Regions from separate parts of the Homo sapiens genome. Here all the other regions are linked to region 1. Evidence: chromatin contacts called from ENCODE Hi-C or POLR2A ChIA-PET data. All regions are on one chromosome and are shown on one strand. The core of a region is the stretch at or near the end of the contact, and the rest is flanking DNA. Distances in the headings are between cores, read along the strand shown. Region 1 has its middle 16 kb from the start of MTX1. Region 2 holds the start of GON4L (gon-4 like). Region 3 has its middle 20 kb from the start of IL6R.

Region 1 (2,893 bases), core at 186-2,685:
GCTCAAAAAAGTACTTTTTATACAGATGAATGAACAACTACTACCAGTTAACCTAGAACCTGTCCTTTCAGCTCTAGTTTTTAATTGTAATTTTATTTTATTTTAGAGACAGGGTCTTGGCACAATCACAATTCACTGCAGCTTTGACCTCTCAGGCTCAATTGGATCCTCCCACCTCAGCCTCCATAGTAGCTGGGACTACAGGTACATGCCACCATGCCCAACTAATTTTTGAAATTTATTTTTAGAGATGGGGTCTTCCTATGTTGCCCAGGCTGGTCTCGAATTCCTGAGGTCAAGCAATCCACCTGCCTCAGCCTCCCAAGGTGCTGGGATTATAGGCGTGAGCCATCACTCACCTCTAGTTTCTGGCCTGAGGGTATATTACTCTCCCTGATTACTGACACCAAAAATGATTTCACTCTTGGGTGGGACCTCTGCTGCCCCTTACCCACTAGGGTGTGGGTTTTTTTGGTTTGTTTTTGTCTTTTTTAAGACAGGGCCTCACACTGTCATCCAGGCTGGAATGCAATGGTGTGATCCTGGCTCACTGCAGCCTCGACCACCTGGGCTCAAGGGATCCTCCCACCTTAGCCTCCTGAGTAGCTGGGACCAGAAGTGCACACCACCACACCAAGCTAATTTTTTAACTTTTTATAGAAACAGGTTGCCTAGACTGGTATCGAACTCCTGAGCTCAAGCAATCCTCTTGCCTTGGTTTCCCAAAGTGCTGGAATTACAGGCGTGAGCCACTGAGTCTGACCTTAGGGTGTGGTTTTACCATTGGATTCATGTGATTTACCAATGCTTCAACAGTAACCACAACATTCAATGTACAGCCCAGTGCAGATGGAAGGTCCTTGTACCTCATATGATCTCTTCCAATTTTTCGCAAGATAATAGTCAGTCTTTCATGAGTGCTTATTACATGCACTAGCCTGACAACTCTACATTACAGATAAGAAAATTAAGACTTAGAGGCCAGACGCGATGGCTCACACCTGTAATCCCAACACTTTGGGAGGCCGAAGCGGGCGGATCACAAGGTTAGGAGATCGAGACCATCCTGGCTAACACGGTGAAACCCCGTCTCTACTAAAAATACAAAAATTTAGCCAGGCGTGGCGGTGTGCGACTGTAGTCCCCGCTACTCGGGTGGCTGAGGCAGGAGGATGGCGTGAACCCGGGAGGCGGAGCTTGCAGTGAGCCAAGATCGTGCCACTGCACTCCAGCCTGGGTGACAGAGCGAGACTCCATCTCAAAAAAAAAAAAAAAGAAAAGAAAACTAAGACTTAGAGAAGTTAAATATGTGGCAGAGTGAAGCCTAAGCTCATATCTGTCCTAATCTAAATTCCAAGCAGTTCTGAGTCATCAGGTCACACAGACTGCTTCTCACATGCTTCAGGAATGCCTTTTCAGTCTTCCTTAAAGGTTGCAAACAGTTGCAAAGCAAATTTCATGGTTCCTGTTTCTTCAAAATCTCAAAGCTCTTCATTCAGCCAGGCATGGTCGCTGGAGCGTGTATATTCAACCACTTGAGAAGATGAGGATCTTTTGAGCCCAGGAGTTTGAGACGAACCTGGGCAACATAGGGAAAGCCCTGTCACCTAAAAAAATAAATAATACAACCAGCTCTTCATTTAGAGGCAAGCACAAAATAGGTGCTCAATGTTTGTTGAATGAGTGAGTTGTTACCAACCATACCCCATTATTCAAGGTCCTGCTTGTCAGTGTTTCAGGAAGTGTTCTTGGCAAAGGAGTGGTGAACTTCAGGAAGAATGATGCTGACTCCGAACACAATTATTTATTTATTTATTTATTTATTTATTTATTTATTTATTTACTTATTGAGACAGAGTCTCGCTCTGTAGCCCAGGCTGGAGTGCAATGACGTGATCTCCGCTCACTGCAACCTCTGCCTCCCAGGTTCAAGCAATTCTCCTCCTTCAGCCTCCCAAGTAGCTGGGATTACAGGCGCCCGCCACTACGATCGGAGAATGTTTTGTATTTTTAGTAGAGACAGGGTTTCGCCATGTTGGACAGGCTGGTCTCAAACACCTGACCTCATGTGATCCACCCACCTCGGCCTCCCAAACTGCTGAGATTACAGGCTTGAGCCAGTGTGCCCAGCCTGAACACAATTATTAAAGTCAAAGTGAGACCTAACAGTGGAACTTTGGTTGCGGCTACAGGAAATATGGATTCAAATACTGAACACCAGCTGGGCACAGTGGCTCACGCCTACAATCCTAGCACTTTGGGAGGCTAAGGTAGGAGGACAGCAGAGCCCAAGAGTTCGAGACAAACCTGGCCAACATGGTAAAACGAAAAAATTAACCAGGCATGGTGATGCACACCTGTAGTCTCAGCTGAGGTGGGAGGATCGCCTGAATTGAGGTAGTGGAGGCTGCAGTGAGCTGTGTTCCTGCCACAGCACTCCAGCCTGAGCAACAGAGCAAGACCTTGTCTCTAAATAAATAAACACAACAAAAATAAAACAAATACTGAGCCAGGTGTGGTGGCTCCTGCCTGTAATCTCAGCACTTTAGGAGGCTGAGATGGGCAGATCACTTGAAGTCAGGAGTTCGAGACCAGCCTGGACAACATGATGAAATCTCTACTAAAAATACAAAAATTAGCTGGGACTGATGGCGCTAATCCCTGCTACTCAGGAGGCTGAGGCAGAATTGCTTGAACCTGGAAGGCGGAGGCTGCAGTGAGCCAAGATCACCCCCACTGCTCTGGGTTGCAGTGAGCCAAGATCACACCACCTGGGTGACAGAGCAAGACTGCATCTCAAAAAAAAAAAAAAGAAAGAGAAAAGAAAAGAAAGAGAGAGAGAGAGAAGGAAGGAAAGAAAGAAAGAAAAAGAAAAAGAAAGAAAGAAAGAAAG
Region 2 (3,046 bases), core at 1-2,500, 630 kb after region 1:
AGAGGGAGACTCTGTCAAAAAAAAAAAAAAAAAAAAAAAAAAAAGGCATCTTATTACCCAGGAAAACTTTACTGTCATAAATAGATCCAATAATAGAATAAGCCGCCTTGTGTTAGATCACTGGCAATGTTCAAGCGAAGCCTGAATGTCCACTTATCAGAGTACTAGATGAAAGCCTGAACTAGAGAACTGAAAAATAAAAGTTATTTGTAACTCTAAGCGTCTAAGGTTAGATTTCTCTTTCTTCTTTTCTTTCTTTCTCTCTCTCTCTCTTTCTTTCCAGAGACAAGGTCTCGCTCTGTTGCCCAGACCGGAGTGCAGTGGCAAGATCCTAGTTCACTGCAGCCTCAGACTCCTGGGCTCCAGTGACCCTCTGGCCTCGGCCTCCCGAGTAGCTAGGACTACAAGGCACTTGCCACCACCCTCAACGACTTTTTTTCTTTTTTTTTTTTTGTAGAGACGGGGTCTCGATTTGTTACCCAGGCTGGTCTCAAACTCCTGGCCTCAAGCGATCCTCCCGCCCCAGCCTCCCAAAGTGCTAGGATTAGAGGCGTGAGCCACCGCGCCCGACCTACAGTTAGTTTTAAACCTCCCTTCTGTTTCTCCAAGACATTAGGGGAGATTCTCCATCCCCTCAATCAACTGATGTAATTAAAACTCAGTAACTAAAGCTCAATAAAACATGAAGATTTCGTTGATTCCTGTGAGAGATGGTGGTGACCTTATAAGAAATAGAATGGGAGTAGCCAGGGCAGCTCTTTTATTTCACAGATAATTACTGAGATCAAAAAAAGGGGAAAAAAAGAAAAAGAAAGAAAGAAAAAGAAGGAAAGAAAGACAGCTACTTCAGCTCCAGGCACCTCAAACACAGCAGTAGCTCGACAGAATCCACTTTTTTGGGAACCCAAGTCGGACCAGCAGGGTGAATGAATGCCAATGTGGAGGCAGCCCCGGCACGGCCCTCTCCTAGGAAAACATTTTCAAAAGGGGTCCTAACCGCGCTTCCACCTCGGTGCCCAGGGCTGGCTCCAGTCCCCATTCCCAACTAGACACTGGACTTCACGCCCTTAACTTCCGCCACGCACCCAGCGCCCACCCTCAGACCCGACCTTCTCAACCTGGACATCGTTCGTCCAGGTGTCCCAGCTCCCACCTGCCTCTTCCCACCCCACCACACACAAACCTGTACCCTCACCAGCCGGCCTGATTCCACGGAAACGGCTTTGGCACCACCGGAAGTCAGCCAACAACAGCGAATTGCGTGCGCGTCCCCGAGCCTCGGAGCGCCGCGCCGCAGTGCATCAAGGAGCATGCGCCTAACACTATGCGCCATCCCATTTTAGGGCAGAGTGAAGCCACAACGTTAGTGCGTCAGTTATTGGCAAAAAAATTTAAAGGCACTACTTAGCTTTCTCTGCCCATGGAGTTATCCTACTCAAAACTGAGGTTAAGATTCAGTGGTTTAGATTAACAGCTAATTTGGGGGCCAGGCGCGGTGGCTCACGCCTGTAATCCCGGCACCTTGGGAGACGGAGGCGGGCGGATTACCTGAGGTCGGGAGTTCGAGATCACCCTGGCTAACATGGTGAAACCCCGTCTCTACTAAATATACAAAATTAGCTGGGCGTGGTGGCGCACGCCTGTAATCCCAGCTACTCCGGAGGCTGAGGCAGGAGAATCGCTTGAACCCGGGAGACGGAGGTGGCAGTGAGCCGGCATCGTGCCACTGCACTCCAACCTGAGCGACAGTGAGACTCTGTATCAAAAAAAAAAAAAGATTAACAACTAATTTTTCTCACTACGAGTCACCTGGAACACAGGACCAAGGGACTGAAGAAGTCATAAAATGCCAGAAAAAGAAGTCTCTAAATTACAAATAGTGCAGGCTCCTGATTAAAACTAAGGCACTCTTGGACTCAGGCTATAGTAATTATTCATATATGTACAATATTCTGCATTTTACAAAATGCTCTCACATTTTCTTAGGTGACTTGGTCTCCACAATAGACTGTAAGATTATTATATCATATTCCAGTTTGCACAGGACAAAGTTCTGGCTCATCTGAGTAGGTGATTTCACAACGGTACACAGACAGCTATCAAGGAGAATCAGGTATTAAGTCTCCTAACTCTAGCTAATAATGCATTGACCCAGTGTCCAGGAGGCTGCCTGGGGTGTAACAGATGTTCAATAATTCAATACGTGCTTTTTGAATGAGCGAATGAATGAATGACTTCTAAAATGATGTTATTTCCACTTTTCTAGAAAAACAATGTCTGGAATCCACGGAGATTAAAAAAATAATAAAAAACAGAATGTCAAAAGGTGGAAAAATACTTTCAACCCCCTCATTTTACAGGTAAACCACCAACACAAATTTATACATTTGAACTAATCCTATCTGTAAACAGAATCCAACGGATGAAATTATCCACAGCCAAAATGAAGGTTGAAATTTATGCAAACATGGCAGTAGTCTGACTAACCTGAATCACACCAACTCTCCCAAATACCAAGGAAGACTCCAGAAGCTCGGAGTTTCATGTGTGTTGTTCTTTGACCTACAGAATACACAGATCTTTCGGTTTGGCCTCTCTCATACGAAACCCTAAGCACTTGAGGTTCATGAAAAAAATTCAACACTGATTAACTTTGGCACTTTTCATTAGTTGTTTTTTTTTTTTTTTTTAAACAGCTTTGCATACCACAATATCCATCTGTTTTACGTGTACAACCAAATTTTTTTTTTTTTTTTTTTTTCAGACGGAGTCTTGTTCTGTTGCCCAGGCTGGAGTGCAGTGGCGCGATCTCGGTTCACTGCAACCTCCACCTCCTGGGCTCAAGCGATCCTCGTGTCTCAGCCTCCCAAGTAGCGTGTGCCACCACGCCCGGCTAATCTTTGTATTTTTAGTAGAGATGGGGGTTTCACCATGCTGGCCAGGCTGGTCTCGAACTCCTGACCTCAAGTGATCTGCCCGCCTTGGCCTCCCAAAGGTTTGGGATTACAGGCATGAGCCACCGTGCCCGGCTGTTTTTTTAAAATTA
Region 3 (3,101 bases), core at 526-3,025, 840 kb before region 1:
TAAATGGAATCATGTAGTATGTACTATTTTGTAACGTGTGCCCGTGTGTCTTTTATGTTCATGAAATTTACCATCACATGCTGTACAAAAATAGGTAGTAGGCCAGATGTGACCTGAGGGCAATGGTTTTCTTTTCCTTTTTCTTTCTTTTTTTTTTTTTTTTTGGAGACAGAGTCTTGCTCTGTCATCCAGGCTGGAGTACAATGGCGTGATCTCGGCTCACTGCATTCTCTGCCTCCCAGGTTCAAGCGATTCTCATGACTCAGCCTCCCGAGTTGCTAGGAATACAGGCGTGAGCTACTACACCTGGATAATTTTTGTATTTTTAGTAGAGATGGGGTTTCACAATGTTGGCCAGGTTGGTCTCGAACTCCTGACCTCAGATGATCTGCCCGCCTCGGCCTCCCAAAGTGCTGGGATTACAGAAGTGAGCCACTGCACCTGGCCCTTTTTTAAGACAAAGTCTCCCTCTATCGCCCAGACTGGAGTGCAGTGGCACTGTGGCTCATGCCTGTAATTCCAGCACTTTTGGAGGCCGAGGTAGGCAGATCACTTGAGGTCAGGAGTTCAAGACCAGCCTGGGCAACATGGTGAAACTCCATCTCTACTAAAAATACAAAAATTAGCTGGGCATGGTGGTGCACGCCTGTAATCCCAGCTACTGGGGAGGCTGAGGCAGGAGAATCGCTTGAAACCGAGAGGCAGAGGTTGCAGCGAGCCGAGATCATGCCACTGCATTCCAGCCCAGGTGACAGAGACCCTGTCTCAAAACAAACAAACAAACAAACGAACCAACCAACCTCCAAATGACGATGCTTGAGCTTTAGCTCAGCTATCTCCAGTTGTCTTTGGGTAATGGGGGTGTCAAGTGGCAATGTTCCAAGTCTGGCTTATCTTGGGGGAACTAAATGGCTGTTATCATTCCCAGGCCTCACATCTACACTCTGCCTGATTCAGAGCAAGGGAGGGGGGTGTCTCCTGTGCCATCCACTGCTCTATCCTCAATCGAACCAAGCCCTTTGACCAGGGAAGTGCTGTGCCCTGTTTGTGCATGCTTGTAGGTACAGGGAAGAGACAGGTGGAGGGAGATCCCCTGACTAGCTTACATCAACCTGGCTCATCTCTGGAATTTGGGATGGAGTTAAACCCAACAACCCCTGGGCCTGCTCCAATGAAGACAGGGAGTGTTTATCAATGAGCAGTGACAATTACTACCTCTCCTGAGAGCAGATGAGTAGGTTTCAGGCATGGGGTTTCTCTAAGTCAGCAAAAAGCACCCGATCCCTAATGACAGAGGAGCAGTGTGTGTTAAATGTGTGTGTGCACATGTGTGAATAATTCAGGGCCCTCTAACCATGAGGCCCGGGACAAGAGCCACACTTGCCCACATGAAGTCAATGCTCTTGTCTGCAAGAACATTGTTTATTGTGGCTGGAGCCCAGATAACAAGGAGAAAGTGGCAAGAGATGAGGCAGGAGAGAAAAGCAGGGTGACTTCTGGAGAACCCTTTTCTCGGTGAAGGGATTTCAGCCTTATTCTGGGAATAAGCCAGAGCCCTGAGGGGTTTTAAGTGGAGGAGAGCCAGCCCCACCCCAACTCAGTGGCTTTAGGGGTCATTCTTCCCATGCTACCATTTCCCATGGTTCAAAGATTAACAATAGGGCTAACTTCCAATTTATTCAATTCTCAGGTTATTTATTCAATAATCTAGTGTTCTTCCTCTCTACTTCCTCCTCTTCAGTACCTTGTTGTGGGTGGAGCTCCAGGAAGAGGATGGGGCGTGGTGCCTAGAGGCGGAAGTGTGTATCTTGATTGTTTAACCTGGGAACCCTGAGGGCAGAGGGCGTAGGGGTTGGGAGAGGAAAGGAAGGCGCTAGGAAGACACTGGAAAGACCCCATAAGCGTAGCAGCTCCTAAACCACAGCTAAGCATGTCTGGAGGAGAAGCCTGAATCCGAAAGCAATGAGGAAATGATTAGTGGTTTCATAGTAGGTTGTCTGTAGCTGCAGACACACAGGCGTTTTTGTACACAGGTAAATACAGGCCTGTTCTGTTATTGACCACACGTTTGTATGAAGCTCCAAACTCATGTGTCCTCCTGTTCTCCTGTTTTTTTTTTTTTTTTTGAGACGGAGTTTCGCTCTTGTTGTCCAGGCTAGAGTGCAATGGCACGATCTCGGCTCACGGCAAACTCCACCTCCCAGGTTCAAGCGATTCTCCTGCCTCAGCCTCCTGAGTAGGTGGGATTACAGGCACGCGCCACCATGCCTGGGTAATTTTTGTATTTTTAGTAGAGACGAGGCTTCACTATGTTGACCAGGCTGGTCTCAAACTCCTGACCTTAGGTGATCCACCTACCTCAGCCTCCCAAAGTGCTGGAATTACAGGTGTGAGCAACTGTGCCTGGCCTCTCTGAAGTATTATTTGATATTTTTCTTTTGAAGTTTTCTTCTTCCTGTGTAGAAACTATTTCTGCAAATTGCTTTTCAGTCTGCTTTTTGCTCATTTGTTTTTATCTTCCATGTCTGAGGTTTTTTTCAGCTGTCTGGTGATCTTTGACTGATTATTTATAAGACAGGCAAATATCAGTTAAGTCCTTACAGTAAACATATGGTTTACTCAAGTTAGGATTATTTTAGGAGGATTTCTTTACAAAATGGCCATTTACAAAGACAGAGTATAGGAGAGCTATAACCTTTGGTTGAGAGACACAGGCAGCCTAAGAGAGGAACCCTCTAAGAGAAGAACCAGAGGAACAGATATCTTGATCTCACGCTCCTCCTCCCTCTGGTCTTCCGGGTTCTGCGTTGTCTAGACCAACTGCTAGTCAGAGGGTGTGGGGTATTGCTCATGTGGTCTCTTCCTGGAATACCCCCAGTGCAGAGGGCCAGGCAGCGTGGGTGGGGAGTAGCAAAGAGAAAGCTCTGACATGGGAACGAAGGCGCTGATTGGAAGCTCACATGGTGGGCATCTGGACGGGACTGTTTGCTGGGGGAGTCCCCACATGTCTGGATCTTTAGGTCTTTCGTCTGGGGCCAGTCAGGTTACCCAGAGAAGAATCTCCTTCTAGGAGGGAACAGGCCAGCCTGCCAGTGTTCTGG

Evidence for each region. A loop is a pair of places that touch in the nucleus more often than their neighbours do. ChIA-PET counts read pairs that join two places held with the same protein, here RNA polymerase II (POLR2A). Pooled maps may share reads with other maps.
Region 2: a pooled map shows a loop between it and region 1 (7-fold over the local background). The contact joins the promoter of GON4L here to the enhancer-like site in region 1. A Hi-C loop is called at or near these places in 2 of 37 single-sample maps with no recorded cell type and 6 of 50 pooled maps.
Region 3: a map with no recorded cell type shows a loop between it and region 1 (3-fold over the local background). The contact joins two enhancer-like sites. A Hi-C loop is called at or near these places in 1 of 37 single-sample maps with no recorded cell type. POLR2A ChIA-PET finds 5 or more read pairs at or near these places in 1 of 52 experiments (activated T-cell).

What each region holds. Positions count from the first base shown.
Region 1 is chr1:155,223,481-155,226,373 of GRCh38, forward strand. It overlaps the pseudogene GBA1LP. Among named protein-coding and RNA genes, the nearest start is that of MTX1, 16 kb to the left of the region's middle. Within about 2 kb of position 1,436, at least 9 of the 41 ENCODE cell types and tissues checked have a DNase peak (open chromatin) inside an H3K27ac peak, as active enhancers do.
Region 2 is chr1:155,855,964-155,859,009 of GRCh38, forward strand. It overlaps GON4L (gon-4 like), which reads right to left and starts at 1,251. Exons shown (of 32, transcript NM_001282860.2): 1 at 1,184-1,251. RefSeq lists enhancers at 1,131-1,330, 1,617-2,204.
Region 3 is chr1:154,383,941-154,387,041 of GRCh38, forward strand. No RefSeq gene overlaps it. Among named protein-coding and RNA genes, the nearest start is that of IL6R, 20 kb to the right of the region's middle. RefSeq lists an enhancer at 2,804-3,013. Within about 2 kb of position 1,776, at least 11 of the 41 ENCODE cell types and tissues checked have a DNase peak (open chromatin) inside an H3K27ac peak, as active enhancers do.